Regions from separate parts of the Homo sapiens genome. Here region 1 is linked to region 2. Evidence: chromatin loops called from intact Hi-C (ENCODE). Cell type or tissue: B cell. All regions are shown on one strand.

What was found. Peaks named below come from ENCODE experiments on the same cell type or tissue, not always from the same donor. Only the 100,000 strongest peaks of a DNase experiment are listed, where the experiment ranks them.
Region 1: it touches region 2 in a loop (23-fold over the local background); 1 of 110 quality-filtered maps calls a loop at or near these places.

Annotation. Positions count from the first base shown.
Region 1 is chr3:197,844,130-197,852,129 of GRCh38, forward strand. LRCH3 (leucine rich repeats and calponin homology domain containing 3) reads left to right here. Exons shown (of 21, transcript NM_001365715.1): 11 at 3,280-3,331; 12 at 3,743-3,892. LOC105374310 (a long non-coding RNA gene) reads right to left here. Exons shown (of 3, transcript XR_001741090.2): 1 at 7,083-8,000. It also overlaps the pseudogene RPL17P18. Among named protein-coding and RNA genes, the nearest start is that of LRCH3, 57 kb to the left of the region's middle. RefSeq lists an enhancer at 4,074-4,133. In B cell, no CTCF peak of the experiment used is centred here; a DNase peak (open chromatin) is centred at 4,152; H3K4me3 peaks cover 670 bases; H3K27ac peaks cover 3,353 bases.
Region 2 is chr3:197,595,806-197,603,805 of GRCh38, forward strand. No RefSeq gene overlaps it. Among named protein-coding and RNA genes, the nearest start is that of BDH1, 44 kb to the left of the region's middle. In B cell, CTCF peaks have their summits at 3,424 (motif pointing right) and 3,625; a DNase peak (open chromatin) is centred at 3,406.

The DNA of each region.
Region 1 (8,000 bases), 250 kb after region 2:
ATGCTTTTGGTGTATTCAAGAAACACCCAGGAGTCTGAGTAAAGCAGGACAAATCTGGGATGTGAGATGAGAGTTCTGCTGTGGTTATGTTCTATTTCAGGTACCTACAAGACATCCAAGTGGAATTATCAAGTAAGCAGTTAGATTTATGAGTTTGGAGTAAGGTGGCAAGAATTAGGGCTTGAACAACCAGAAAAACAAACTGAGTGGGGTGGTCATGGGGATAGGAGAAAGAGGGTGGTGTCCTAGAGGCTAAATGAGAATGGTTGTTGTTTTTGTTTTTTTGAGACACGTCTCTGTCACCCAGGCTGGAGTGCAGTGGTGTCATCATAGCTCATAAGCAGCCTTGATCTCCTGGACTCAAGATCCTCCCGCCTTGGCCTCCCAAAATGCTGGGATTAAAAGCATGAGCCACTGTGCCTAGCCTTGAAAACAGTGTTTGAAGAAGTATAGAGAGGAATGAATAACATCACTTACTGCTCATAGGTTTTTTGTTTTTTTTTTTCCCAGATGGAGCCTCACTCTGTCGCCAGGCTGGAGTGCAGTGGCGCGATCTTGACTCACTGCAACCTCCACCTCCCAGGTTCAAGCGATTCCCCTGCCTCAGCCTTCTGAGTAGCTGGGACTACAGGCGCGCACCACCACACCTGGCCAGTTTTTCGTATTTTTTTAGTAGAGACGGAGTTTCACCATGTTGACCAGGATGGCCTCTTATCTCCTGACTTTGTGATCCGCCCGCCTCGGCCTCCCAAAGAAGTGCTGGGATTACAGGCGGGAGCCACTGCACCCGGCCCTGCTGATAGGTTTAATAAGGGGAGGACTAAGAAATAGCTATTGGATTTGGGGATGTCAAGATCATTGACAGACTTGTGAGGTGAAAGAAAGTTTTAGTGAAACTGAAAGGACGGGACGCAGATTGGATTGGGTGCAAAATACAGTAATGAGATAAAGTGGAAACAATGGGTTTGACTGGCTTTTTAGAGAAGTATTGTAAAAAGAGGGTAAATGAATCTATGTACTTGTAATCCCAGCACTTTGAGAGGCTAAGGTGGGTGGTTTGCTTGAGCCCAGGAGTTCAAGACCAGCCTGGGCAACATGGCGAAACCCCATCTCTACCAAAAATAGATGAAAATTAGCCAGGCATGGTGGTGCACACCTGTAGTTCCAGCTGCTTGGGAAGCTGAGGTAGGATTGCTTAACTCTGGGAGGTGGAGGTCTCAGCTGAGATCGCACCACTGCATTCAAGCCTGGACAACAGAGTGAGATGAGACTCTGTCAAAAAAAAAAAAAAAAGAAAGAAAGAAAGAAACATAGGTAGAAAGAAGATTTAAAGGAGATACATACATGTTATCTGCATTTTTGTTTTTTATGTCTCAGTATTCCATGCTTTTTCGGGGGAGGGTGCTACTGTCATTCATTCAAGCAATATTTCTTAAGCACTAGAAAGTGCTTAAGAAAGTAGAAAGAAAGTGTGTATTAAAAAATTGAAAAGCGGCTGGGCATGGTGGCTCACACCTGTAATCCCAGCACTTTGGGAGGCTGAGGTGAGTGGATCACCTGAGGTCAGGAGTTCAAGACCAGCCTGGCCAGCATGGTGAAACCCCGTCTCTACTAAAAATACAAAAATTAGCCGAGTGTGGTGGCGCATGCCTGTAATCCCAGCTACTCAGGAGGCTGACGCAGAAGAATCTCTTGAACCTGGGAGGTGGAGGTTGTGGTGAGCGAGATCGTGCCACTGCACTCCAGCCTGGGTGACAGGGCAAGACTCTGTCTCAAAACAAAACAAAACAAAAATTGAAAAGCATTTTTAAAGTTTAGTGTTCAGGTTAGGGCACATAAACACACTTGAGTTGGTTTATTTGGTCCTTTCTATGTTTTGTTTCAGTTCATCTACAGATGGCCGCTAAAAGCTATGGGAAATTTTAACAGTGAAATTAGTAATCTAGGGAGAAAGTTGCAGTTAATTCCTGTTACTCTAAATGTGTAATCAGGGCGTGGCGTGGTGGCCCACACCCGTAATCCCAGCACTCGGAGGCCTCGGTGGGTGGATCACTTGAAAGCTCAGGAGTTTGAGAGCGACCTGGGTTAACCTAGCAAAACCCGGTCTCTACAAAAACTGCAGAAATAAGCCTGGGTTGGTTGACACACACCTGTAGGCCAGCTGTTCGAAAGGCTGAGGCGATATTATCGCTTGAGGCCAGGAGGTCGAATCTGCAGTGAGCCATGATCACGGCATTGCACTCCACCTTGGGCCACAAAAAAAAAAAAAAACAAAAAAAAAACGGCTGGGCGCAGTGGCTCACACGCCTGTAATCCAATTACTTTAGGAGGCTGAGGTGGGAGGATGGCTTGAGGGGCAGGAGTTTGAGACCAGCCTGGGCAACATAATAAGACCCTCATTGCCACAGAAAAATTAAAAAAAAAAAAACAAAAAAAACAAAGACAGCTGGGCGTGATGGCTGGAGCCCAGGAGGTCAAGACTGCAGTGAGCCATGATGATGGGTTTTTTTTGGTTGCCCTAATTAGCACACTGATTTCAGTGCCTGTAGATCAGCCTGATAGGCTAATCATCATAGTTTTGGAGGCCACGTCCTAAACGTCAGACAGTAACTAATCTTGCCAGTTTTAGTTTCAGACACAAAGATGAGTTACAGAGACTTGAGCAATGAAATCTGTTTCAGGAAAAGGATAAATAGTAAACTATAAGAATTAACACTGATAGCAGTGAGAAGGAAGTACTACTTTTTTTTTGTTTTTTTAAGCATTAAAAAGGGCTTTGTATTTTTCTTAAAAATAAAAAAACCAGAATCTTTATTTCTGTGTTAAAATTGCTTCATCGATTGAAAATAAGAGCAGGTGTGCTTTATAAGTACAGTTACGAGGTTCTGTAGTTGATAAAAATGACTGTATGTAAAAGGATCTCAGTTTACATGTATCGTGTTTTAATCATGGTGGTAACGAAGATAATAGTTATTTGTGTTATAAAGAAATGATGCTGTTTGCAAGGTGATCTCAATTAACTGTATTGTTGGTATTGGCTGACATAGACAGTTGATACCACATGAAACGTGAGTTGGAGGCATCAGATTTTCCTCTGGTTTCACTTAATGACTTGGACTTAGGTTTACAAAATGCAGCTACTCCTTCAATGCTAACTAGGCAGTTTGCTACTGATTAATAGAAAGCTACATTTACAATAAAAATTTCATTTGTTTTTTATGTATCTGTTTGTCTTTTTATCAAAGAGTTTTTTTCTTTCTTTTTTCTTTTTTGGGTCAGGGTTCCAGCTGAGCCATCTTCCCTCCTGTCACTATCAGCAAGTCACAATCAGGTAATGTTTAGTAGTTGTGTTTATTTTTGCTTTTTAAACTAAGATGATTTTTTTTCTTTTATAATACTTAAATTGCCATTAATTGCCAGGTATATTTAAGCATTACTAGCTGTCTCAATCGATTAATATAACATATGTACGTGATACTTGCTAACAGTGTTTTTAGACACTAGATAGAAAATCTTTACCTTCATGATGGCTTTATAGTATTAGTTTGGTGCACCAACCTAATACATATAAGAACCGTGCAAAGACGGGAAAAGATTAGCCAATAAACACATTTCAAGCAATGCTAGGTGACTTCAAAGCAAAAGTTGCATGGGTCAACAGTAGTTCCCTAAATTGATAGGGAATATTGGTAACGTGATCCTCATTTTTACTTTTGTATGCACAATAACGCTTTGGTTCCAGCTGTCACACACAGACCTGGAACTTCATCAGAGAAGGGAGCAGTTAGTAGAGCGCACTCGGAGAGAGGCTCAGCTTGCTGCCCTGCAGTATGAGGAGGAGAAAATAAGGACCAAGCAGATCCAGAGAGATGCTGTCCTGGACTTTGTCAAAGTGAGTCGTTTGAATGATGCTGTTCAAGCTGCTGACTGGCTAAGTGCTTATTTGTTTGGTCAGGCCCGTTGGTTTTTATTGTCCATTAAAATGTCGACCATTTTTCTCTCTGTAAGGAATCTTGACTAAATAGAGTGTCTCTTTTACTTGTGTCTATCTGCATGAGGACAGAACAAGTGATTATCTTGTTAACGGTAAATCTGTCATTGGACATGTCACTTTACTATCCAGCTGCCATTTCCTCAATTTCTAGTGTCATAGTAAAGATCAGTAAGATGAAAGTGAAAGTGCTGTGTGAACCATAAAAGGCCCGTGCAGATGCAAACTGTTACTCAGACCTCTCTCCAGCTTCCTCGCTTTTGTAAATAACAAAAGTTTGCTAGCCTCACAGGCTTAATCCTTTGCAGGAACTTTGATTTGTTCCTTTCTGCTCTCCACACACATCCAATTAACAACGCCATTAATATTTCTTAACGTTTTGCAGCCTCTATAGTAGTGCCTGAAATGTTGTCATTTTATTTTACCTGTATTGCTTATCTTTTTGTTCTGAAATCGTCATTTTTTCTTCATAATTAATTATTTGTAATTTTGTTTACTTAATATCTGTCTCTCATTTATCTGTAAACTCCATGAAGGTAAGAACCATGTCTGTTTTACTTACTGCTGTGTCCCTAGACCTTAGCAGGTCTTAGCTCATAGTAATGGTCAATAAGTATTTGTTGAATGATTAAATGAATTTTTCTTGTCCACTAAAGACTTTCCTGTATTTCATACTTTAACTAGAGACCATCTCCTTTAAGTACGATGCGTATGTCTGTTTTACTGTTTTACCTGATAAACTCTTTTTTTCTGAATGTACCAGACCCTTGGCAATGACGTTTAACTCTCTTTCTCACCTGATTCCTCTTCATCCAACAAGTTCCCTTGTCTCTTGTTTTCTATAAAAATGCAGGCAAATCTGGCCGGGTGTGGTGGCTCACGCCTGTAGTCCCGGCACTTTGAGAGGCCAAGGTGGGTGGATCACCTGAGGTCAGGAGTTTGAGACCAGCCTGGCCAACATGGCAAAACCCTGTCTCAAGTAAAAATAAAAAAATTAGCTGGGCGTGGTGGTGCATGCCTGTAATCCCAGCTAACCAGGAGGCTGAAGTGGAGGAATTGTCTGAGCCTAGGAAACGGAGGTTGCAGTGAGCTGAGATCGTACCACTGCACTTCATGCAGCCTGGTTGACAGAGTGAGACTCCACCTCAAAAAAAAAAAAAAAAAAAAAAAAAGTAGGCAAATCTTTTGACCAATAGCAAAAATACTAAAATTAATATTCCTACAAGCAGAAGTTCACAAAGGTACCTCCCTCCCTCAAAACCTTGTCTGCCCTGAGATGTTTCTTCTTTTTGTGCCTTTTCAACCCTCATAAGAATTGTTAATGTACTAATGGCCATGTTCTCTTGTCCTCCTTTATCTCTGTCATTGTATTTTCACACAAGTCATCTAATACTATACATACTATATCTCCTAATTTGTCTAACCATTTCTCTTTCCCTTAAGTCCCTGCTTGATTTGTTACTACATACAAACTTTTTTATATAGTTCTCTTGAAACTAACGGAAATACTTTATTGGTTTATTCTTAATAGGTCATTTGGAGGTGTTCAGGTTTCACAGATGAGGAAGCTGTAGGTCTAGGAAGATTAAGCAATGTGGTCATTTATAGTACATTTGTTTTCTTAATCAGGAGGCAAACCTAGACTTCTGAAAGCCTAACTTGGTTCGTCCATTTGACTTGATAGACCTTTATGGAATGCTGGTTGTACAAGGAATATAAAGATGCATAAAATACAAGCCCTGCCCACCAGGCACAGCTTAGACCTTATCAGGGAAATAAACACAAATAAAACAGAAAATAAGGCAGCTTATAATGAAAGTGCTAGTTTTATATTCAAGACAGTAGAAGACTTAGAGAACAAGTATCATCAGAATTGACCTCAAAAAGAAATTATAGGGACCCTGAAGAGTGAGTAGGTAGGATTTAGCCAGGAAGAAAAGACTGGATGATGGTGTAAAGGGGGGTTCGTTTTAGGCTGAGGAAATCTAAACAGGATGGGAGCTGGGAATGGCCTTGTGTGATTTGTAGATTTAAAATAATGGCACTTGCAGGAAACACCAGCTGGCCTGGAGAGTTTGTATTGAAGACTTATGGGAAAAATGAATTATTGAGATGATGATAATCGTACTTAAAACTTATTGAATGCTTATTATGTAGTAGGCACTATTTTAAGTACATTATATATATTTACTCATTTAATTCTCCCAACTCTCTTTAGGTACCATTTTTTCTTTTTTTTTTTTTTTTTCCTTTTAATTACATTTATTTTAATGCTGAATTTACTCCCGTGCCGTAAGTTTTTGTTTCTTCAGTTTCTTCTGGGATATCTTTTTCTTCTGGGCAACCTCCTCTTCTGGTTTAGGAACAATCTGTTCCTTTTCCATAAGGATCATCTCAATGTGGCAGGGAGAGCTCATGTATGGGTTAATCCGACCATGAGCTCTGTAGGTCCGGCGGCACATCTCAGGTGCTTTGTTCACTTGGATATGCTCAATGACCAGAGAATCTACATCTGAACCCTTAAGTTCAGCATCACTCTCTGCATTTTTAAGCACGTGCAGCAAAAATTCAGCACTCTTTCTGGGCCACCGACCTTGTGTCCAGCCCCACTGCTTGGCCTGCGCACACCTGCCAACTCCATCATTGTAACGTCGGAATGGTACACGCTGTTTCTGTAAAGTGACATCTTTCAGATACTTCGTGGCTTTTCGTATATGCATACCCTTGGTGGCCTGAGCAGTTCCACGAGTGTTCTTAAAGTGAACACGAAGATTGGAACCTCTTGATTTGCATGATTTCGTGGGGTTCTCCGGGTCAAGTGAATAGCGAACCATTTTTCACAGATTACCTCAGGCTGCTTAGGGAAAGAGCCCATTTTTTCTTTTTATGAACAAGGAAACACGCTCAGAGAGAATAACAGTTTACTAAGATTAAATACTCAGGAAGTGGCAGGATTAAAATCCTGTGATTAGAACAAGGCAGGTTGGCTCTGAAGCCTATTCTGTGAGCACAGTCTATGCTGCCTCTCGGTAATAATGGTTAACACTGAATCTTAAGTGCTGTTCTATGTGTTTTGCATAAATTAACTTACTCAGTTTGCCTTCCGTAGAAGTCACACAGCCAGTAAGAGATAGTCAACTTGTAGAGAGTCTTGATTAAATGTCAAATTAGTGTTGGATCTTGATCTATTAAGTAAAAGAGAACACTTGAGTTTCAAAGCAGGAAAAAACATGAGAAGAGAGAGACTTCTGAAAAACTAATTGACTTGCGTTAGAACTGGTTAGGAAGAAAGACTAGAAAGAGGAAAATGAAGAAGGAAATTGCAATAGTTAGACTAGGGTGCAAAATAAGGCATAAAAACCAGATGGTTTCTAAAGGTCCTAAGGGTTGGCAGTATTGCAGTGACAAGAGCCTAAATTCAGAAATCTCTGCATTTGAATCCAGCTTTGCCACTTGCCGTGCGCTTGACTTTCAGAAAGCTACTGAGCCATTTTATGCTGTTAGGTTCCTCCTGTGTGTGATATTTAACTATTAAATATTAACTATCTCAGAATTATTATGGATATACCTAATGCTTAATACTAGTATGGTAGATGCTATATCCCCTATTACTATAATAAAATGGATTTGCTGAATTACCTATAAGAGAGATGGTGAATAAATCACAGATGGTGAATAAATCACTGAAGAGGGTGAAAAAAAAGAAGCTCCCAAAGCAAGGTTTGGAGGCTGAAAGATGGTTTCAAATGAGGGTCTAGCATTGTGGAAAGAACACAGGCTTTGCAGTCGGAAGGCAGGCCCAAACCAGTTATGCTGCTGACGAACTTGGAGACCTTGCACGTGCCGCATAACCTCTCTTCTCGATTTTCTCATCTCTAAATGAATATGATGATGATATTTTATCTCACACAGTAGAAGAATCACTGAAATACTGTGTACACAGTGACATACAGTAGAGCACGTTGTAAAGCAGGGACCACACCAATGCTATAATGTTATTATTAGATTA
Region 2 (8,000 bases):
AGAGCACTTTGAGTAGTCCCGAAAGTTCCCTCGTGGAAGAAAGACAGCAGCAGAAGAGGGCAGTGTGAGGGGCACACAGCCAGAATTCCATTCATTTCCTTTAGAGTCTATATCTAGCCAAAGAAAAGCCCTCACAGGGGAGAATCAAGGGTTCTTTTCCCCATTGACAACTCTGTGCCCACAACGCTGGTCTGTTGCAATGGTAGGGTGAGCAAGTAAAACTCGTAAAAATTTTTCAAAATTCTTTGAAAAGTGAATCAGTATTCTATCGGGCTCAGACAAACTATTTCTGCTGAGACCCATCTGGAAATGTGAAAACCTCTTTGTAGAAGGAAATTGCAGTTGATCTGAGTATTTTCTACAGAATTCTACATTCTGGACTTCCTAGAGACCTAATTGTCCTTAAAAAAAAAAGAAATGGGATTTTTTTAGTTTATTCTAATTGGAAATCAGCGACAGACATCAGAGGCAGAAGAGATAGCTGTTTTTTCTTTAAAACAAAACTAAATTGGGCCATCAGATTGCAATGGTAAAGTGCTTTTGAACCTGCCACATATGAAGTGCTTGGTAAAGGCAGTTTTTATTATCCAGAAGTGGTATTGGCTAGGCAAACCATTAAACAAAAGTCATGCTACTTCACTTTTTAATGAAGTCCAGGTGCAAATGGCCACAGGTAAAAAAGCAGTGGTAATAGGAGTTTAGAAAGGACAGCCTGGCAGGGGCAGGGGCAGGGGCAGGGGCTGGCGTGAGGGGATGGGCCGCAACAGGGAGAAGTGCCAGGAGTTTGCTTCTCTTCTCTCTGAAGCCAAGCAGGACCCTAAGAACAGCCTGGAACAGGGGTTCTCAAACCTCCATGTGCAACAAAATCACTCCCAGTTTCTGATTCAGTGGGTCTGCAGTGGGACCTGAGAATTTGCATATCTAAAAAGTTTCTGGGTGCTGGTGATGCTGCTGGTCTGGGAACCACACTTTGAGACGCACTGGCCAGGAGAGAAGAAGCAGAAAAGAAGGTCGTGCGATAATGCTGGAAAATCCACTGCTGGAACGAGGCCCTCAGGCTGCGTGAAACCAGACTGGGAACAGCCTCTTCTTTTCTTTTCTTTCTTTCCTTTTTTTCTTTGCCTTTTTTTAACTTGCAAATATATATATACCTTATTCTTTCAACCAAGCAAACACCACAAGATTTTATTTTGCTAAAACATGTTAATAACATTTATTTTATTTATTTATTTATTTTTTGGGAAGGAGTTGCACTCTTGTTGCCTAGGCTGGAGTGCAGTGGCACAATCTTCGCTCACTGCAACTTCTGCCTCCCGGGTTCAAGCGATTCTCCTGCCTCAGCCTCCCAAGTAGCTGGGATTACAGGTGCCCGCCACCACACCCAGCTAATTTTTTGTAATTGTAGTAGAGACGGGGTTTCACCATGTTGGCCACGCTGGTCTCAAACTCCTGACCTCAGGTGATCCGCCTGCCTCGGCCTCCCAAAGTGCTGGGATTACAGGCGTGAGGCACCATGCCTGGCGTTAATAACTTTTTTTTAATGACGATGACTGGAAACAATTTCTAGCCTCTGCATCTGGGCCACCATGCCCACTATGGTTCAAAACTCAGGCTTCTGGATTTTTTTTCTGTATCCTCTTCCCACCCCACACTGGTGGCCTGACGGAATTTCAACAGTGTCTTGGTGACAGCAATTTGAAGTTGTGTTAGCATTCGGAATGAAACAGGACTCTTAAGGCCAGTCAGTTTTGCCACTGATTAACCATGTCACTCCTCCCTCTCTGAACCTTGGCTTTCTTATCACTAAAGGAAGAGGTTTGGACAAGATGGTATGCATGAAAATGATAATGTTTTGATGTTTATCGTTTATTTGGCCTTTGAGCCATAAGAGCTCAGTTAATCCCTGTGAAATCATTTTTATTGCCTCCCCACTTTTCACAGAGAAAGAGAATTGGAAAAGCACAGTCATTTTTGAGCATCAAGATAAAGAAGATGGCCACATAAAAGCTTCTGCAAAAACCCCACGGAGGACCTAGTCCCTTATGTTACTTAGTGTTCCTTATATAACAGTTTACATGAAAAAATCCTCCTGAAAGTTAGTGCCTGATAAATATGTCCCTCCAGAAGATGTAATATGCGTCATTTTATAAGGCAGAATCAACTTTCTAACACTTCATGTTTTTCTTTTGTTTAACTGCCAGGAAGCTTGGAGCTAATTATGCCAAGATTATAATAACCATTTAAATCTCAAAGTCCTGGCATTATCTCCCATATCTTCTAAATCCTAATGCCTAAGTTTTCTTAGGGAGACTATCTGTGAATAGGGGGATTGTGTAATTTATCATCGAAATGGGAGTCTTTTCAGAGGGAGAAAACTATTCATAAATGTGCCAGGTGATAGATATAAGCCAGGACTGTCCCAGGCAAACCGAGATGGGTAGGCACCCTACCTGTAGTTGGAAACAGGTTTGCCAAAAATTATATACAAATAGCGGTCGATTAGACCTGGTTGGTGCAGCAGTTCTGGGTCTCATCAAACTCAGCAGAATAACACAGAGTAGAGATAGATGATAAGCCACAGGAAACAACAACAAAGGTTCTGAACGTATTTGTGGGTGTGGGAAGGGAATGGGTGAGCCCTCTCCCATCATGCAGCCCTATCCCACTTTATTTCCCAAAGCCTGTGCCTCCTCAGTACTGTGGACATCGTGTCTTGTGGCCAGTCGCAGCTCAGAGCCTCACTCTCTCTCCCAGGCTGGAGTGCAATAGCACGATCTCGGCTTACTGCAGCCTCCGCCTCCCAGGTTCAAGCGATTCTCGTGCCTCAGCCTCCTGAGCAGCTGGGACTACAGGAGCGAGCTACCACACCCAGTTAATCTTTGTATATTTAGTACAGATGGGATTTCACCATGTTGGCCAGGCTGGTCTTGAACGCCTGACCTCATGATCCACCGCCTTGGCCTCCCAAAGTGCTGGGATTACAGGCCTGAGCCACCGCGCCCGACCAGCTGTTCAATTCTTTATAGGAGGGGCTTAGGTTGGGCAAATCTGTTTAGAAGGGAAGGTCAGGGGGACTTTAATCCGGAATTGTAAGGCACTTTACTGAAGACTGGAACAAATGTGATTGTCCATCTCAAAAAAATGGGGTGGTGCTGATGAAGATGATGAGACCCTGAAAGTCAGTCACCATGCAGTCGGCTCCCTCACAGAGCATGCCACCCCAGCGTTTGCCTGCTCACATCCTGCTATGCTTTTCCCCATGCCGAGGACAGTACTGACCTCCCCACCTTTCTCCTGGCACAGCCAGTTTAGCTGCGGGACCCTCTCCTCTGCAGACAGGTCCCAGCAGGGCTCAGAGGCAGGAAGAAGCCGCTATGCCGCTTCTATGAACCAACACTAGAGGTCGCCCTTCTCCAGCATCGGACAAGAGTCCACCAAAGGGAGAGCTCCAGCTTCTGCTTAAAATGCCCTGATCACAGATGACAACTCCGGGGGGACCTCGCCCCACGTGGGAAGGCACTGCTCTAAGGCAGAGGAGGAGGCTGAGCCCACCCAGCCCCAACGGAGGCCCAAGGTTGCTGAGGGGAAGCAGAGCTGGGCTGGAGGCAGGGACAGGCCCATCTTCAGAGTCCTTTCTCCTGCCCAGCCATCCCCGTGGAGAGAACGCTGTGCTCCAGGGGAAGCCAAGTGCCTTGGGATCTGAGGAGCTGCCTGGCGCTGGGCTGGGAAAGACCGAATCGTTTCCAGGAGCGATGAACATCTGGGAGCGACAGAAGCCTGTGCAGCCTGCAGAGTGACTAATGTGTGTGTAAACTGTGAGGGGCTATGCATGCAGAGGCAAGCACATTCATTCGTAATTGGCCGCTCATTCTCTGCAAATAGAGACCCTGTCTAAAGAAGGCTCAGGTGCCCGGTAAGAGCCATCGTAGCCGGGGCTGCCTGGCTTGTCTGTTGTTCTCGCTCCCTTGGGTTCCTGGGCAAGCTTTCCTCACCAAGCCCCGGCTGTCTGTGTAAAAAGGAAGGGAGGGTACTTCCAAAAGGCAATTCTACACTATTTTTTTTTGTTTTTTTTTGAGACGGAGTCTCGCTCTGTCTCCCAGGCTGGAGTGCGGTGGTGCGATCTCGGCTCACTGCAAGCTCCACCTCCCGTGTTCACGTCATTCTCCTGCCTCAGCCTCCTGAGTAACTGGGATCACAGGCGCCCGCCACCAGGCCCGGCTAATTTTTTGTATTTTTAGTAGAGACGGGGTTTCACCGTGTTAGCTAGGATGGTCTGGATCTTCTGACCTAAGGTGATCTGCCCGCCTTGGCCTCCCAAAGTGCTGGGATTACAGGCGTGAGCCACCGCGCCCGGCCCAATTCAACATTCTTTACTTTTCTAGTCATAACCTATTTTCAGCTGGAAACCAGAAAGGCTGGTTCTATGTGCAGATGGCAATGCTGAGGTTTAGAGGTAAAACACCCACCTGAAGTGAATAGAGGCTGGACTGGAACCCAGGATGGCTCACCTGGAGGCGGCGCTCCCATACGGCACCCGGCAGCCTGTTTTGTACAGGAACAATACTTGCCTTCCTCCGCAAAAAACAAACAAACAAACAAAAAATGCAGGGGTTGAAAAGAAAACTGCCTGAGCTGAAAAGTTTTGTTGTTGTTGTTCTGAGACAGGGTTTCCCTGTCGCCCAGGCTGGAGTACAGTGGTGTGATCTTGGCTTACTGCAGCCTCCGCCTCCCGGGAGTAGCTGGGACCACAGGAGTGTGCCACAGCTAATTTTTGTATTTTTGTAGGATATGGTTTTGCCATGTTGCCCAGGCTGGTCTCGAACTCCTGAGCTCAAGCAATCTGCCAGCCTTGTCCTCCCAAAGTGCTGGGGTTACAGGTATGAGCCAGCGTGCCCCACCTGAAAAGTTTTAAATGAGGCAAGGGTGTCAAAACAAACAAAAAACAACAACCAGGAGAAGTGAGCATTGCCTCTGAGCCCCATGTGCGATCCCTCAGATGCCGAGGCAGGTTGCACTATCACCCACCATGAGCCCTCCGACCCTGGCCTGTGGAGTGGAGAAAAGACGCCAACTGCTCCCCTGCAGCACCCTGCGCTTTTCTTCCTCCAGGCCCGATGGTGGGTCTCAGCCAGCTGGTTACACACGAGCGCGCGACATGTCCAAAGCGAAGCACAGCCCTTTGTGTCGTCAGCAGGGGAAGAGATAGCAGTTGCTCCCACATGAAGCCCAGGGTACCTGGCAGAGTGCAGCCCCTCCTCTTCCCACTGGGAGGAAATAGGGTAACTAACCCATTTCCCAGATGCAAAGTGATCTGGAGGTCCTCCCTCAACAGACCCTTCAAGCCGAGCGTCATCGGGAGCTGAGTCATCCAGACACTATGGTACTAGGTCTGTGCCATCACAGAACTAAAGTCACTCTCTCTTCAGCTAGAGGAGAGCCTCTCACGGACAGGCGCCATGGCTGATTCATCCTAGCATTGCCCACAAACCTGGACTCACGGGGTACGGTGGGTGCTTAGTAACTACTCATCCATCAAATTGTCCAAATTAACCTCACTGCTGAATGGAATTAAGCCAAGGCCACCTCTCTTGGGAGAAGCGTGTTTTTCTGGAACACAGGGAGGATCCTTAGCTCTAACAAGTTGACATTTTGAAACATAATAACCCTTAAAAGGCATCTGTTTGTTTTTTTTTTAAATAACTCCGGAAAAAAGGACCTTTCATAGCAGTACTGAGTATCTACCCAAAAGTACGCGTGATCGTATTTCTTCTTTGTTTCTTCTCAGGAAGGAATGGTTTTCCCAAGCCAGTGCCTTCCTGGGTGTTTCACTGCCCTTGAGAAGCTGGATGCTGCCAGAAGGGAGTGAAGCCATGAGAACAGTCTGTTATTCATGTTCGATTCCTCTTGACCTTGAAGATCTTTTTTTTTTTTTAATTATTTATTTTTTTTATTGATCATTCTTGGGTGTTTCTCGCAGAGGGGGATTTGGCAGGGTCACAGGACAATAGTGGAGGGAAGGTCAGCAGACAAACAAGTGAACAAAGGTCTCTGATTTTCCTAGGCAGAGGACCCTGCGGCCTTCCGCAGTGTTTGTGTCCCTGGGTACTTGAGATTAGGGATTGGTGATGACTCTTAACGAGCATGCTGCCTTCAAGCATCTGTTTAACAAAGCACATCTTGCCCCGCCCTTAATCCATTTAACCCTGAGTGGACACAGCACATGTTTCAGAGAGCACAGGGTTGGGGGTAAGGTCACAGATCAACAGGATCCCAAGGCAGAAGAATTTTTCTTAGTACAGAACAAAATGAAAAGTCTCCCATGTCTACCTCTTTCTACACAGACACGGCAACCATCCGATTTTTCAATCTTTTCCCCACCTTTCCCCCATTTCTATTCCACAAAACCGCCATTGTCATCATGGCCCGTTCTCAATGAGCTGTTGAGTACACCTCCCAGACGGGGTGGTGGCCGGGCAGAGGGGCTCCTCACTTCCCAGTAGGGGCAGCCAGGCAGAGGCGCCCCTCACCTTCCGGACGGGGCGGCTGGCCGGGCGGGGGGCTGACCCCCCACCTCCCTCCCGGACGGGGCGGCTGGCCGGGCAGGGGGCTGACCCCCACCTCCCTCCCGGACGGGGTGGCTGCCGGGCGGAGACGCTCCTCACTTGCCAGACGGGGTGGCTGCCGGGCGGAGGGTCTCCTCACTTCTCAGATGGGGTGGCTGGGCAGAGACGCTCCTCACCTCCCAGACGGGGTCGCGGCTGGGAAGAGGCGCTCCTCACATCCCAGACGGGGCGGCGGGGCAGAGGCGCTCCGCACATCTCAGACGATGGGCGGCCGGGCAGAGACGCTCCTCACTTCCTAGATGAGATGGTGGCCAGGCAGAGACGCTCCTCACTTTCCAGACTGGGCAGCCGGGCAGAGGGGCTCCTCACATCCCAGACGATGGGCGGCCAGGCAGAGACGCTCCTCACTTCCCAGACGGGGTGGCGGCCGGGCAGAGGCTGCAATCTCGGCACTTTGGGCGGCCAAGGTAGGCGGCTGGGAGGTGGAGGTTGTAGCGAGCCGAGATCACGCCACCGCACTCCAGCCTGGGCACCATTGAGCACTGAGTGAACGAGACTCCGTCTGCAATCCCGGCACCTCGGGAGGCCGAGGCTGGCAGATCACTCGCGGTTAGGAGCTGGAAACCAGCCCGGCCAACACAGCGAAACCCCGTCTCCACCAAAAAAAATACGAAAACCAGTCAGGCGTGGCGGCGCACGCCTGCAATCGCAGGCACTCGGCAGGCTGAGGCAGGAGAATCAGGCAGGGAGGTTGCAGTGAGCAGAGATGGCAGCAGTACAGTCCAGCTTCGGCTCGGCATCAGAGGGAGACCATGGAAAGAGAGGGAGAGGGAGACCGTGGGGAGAGGGAGCGGGAGAGGGAGAGGGACTCTCAGATAACTTTCTAAAACCTCCGAAGATCTTTTTTCATGTGTGAGATAATAATAGAAGATATTCCTGAGAGTTTTGTGTATTTTTGTGTATTTTCCTTGCTTGTGGATGGAAGCGCGATGTCTTCTATTACCAAATGTGCCTAAGCCCCAGCCTGTGGCTCTAAAGAAGGTTACATCAACATAAAAGTCACATTTTAATTTTCTGTCTCCCTGCACCTGCCTGCTGACTCAGGATCTCAGCCCAGCCACGTGGCATCTCCCACCACCTCCACTTGTTTCTGGGACTACCTGGAGCAGCTTGGATGCACTGTGGCTCAGCTCCCTCACAGTCTTCAGTCCAGCCGCTGTCAGGCTCCTTGTGGGGAGGCCTCTCGCTGCTGTCCCTTCAGCCGGGGGTCTCCAGGGGCGCTGCTGTGGCTGTCTCCAGAGCTCCCCAAGGGGCAAGTCTGTTGAAGGTGCCAGAGCGTTCTGCGTTCCCTGCCGGCCAACACATCATCAGAGGTGGGGCGATGCTCCTCCTCAAGCAGTTCACTCTCTGCCCCGCGCCAGCTGGGCCTGACCACAC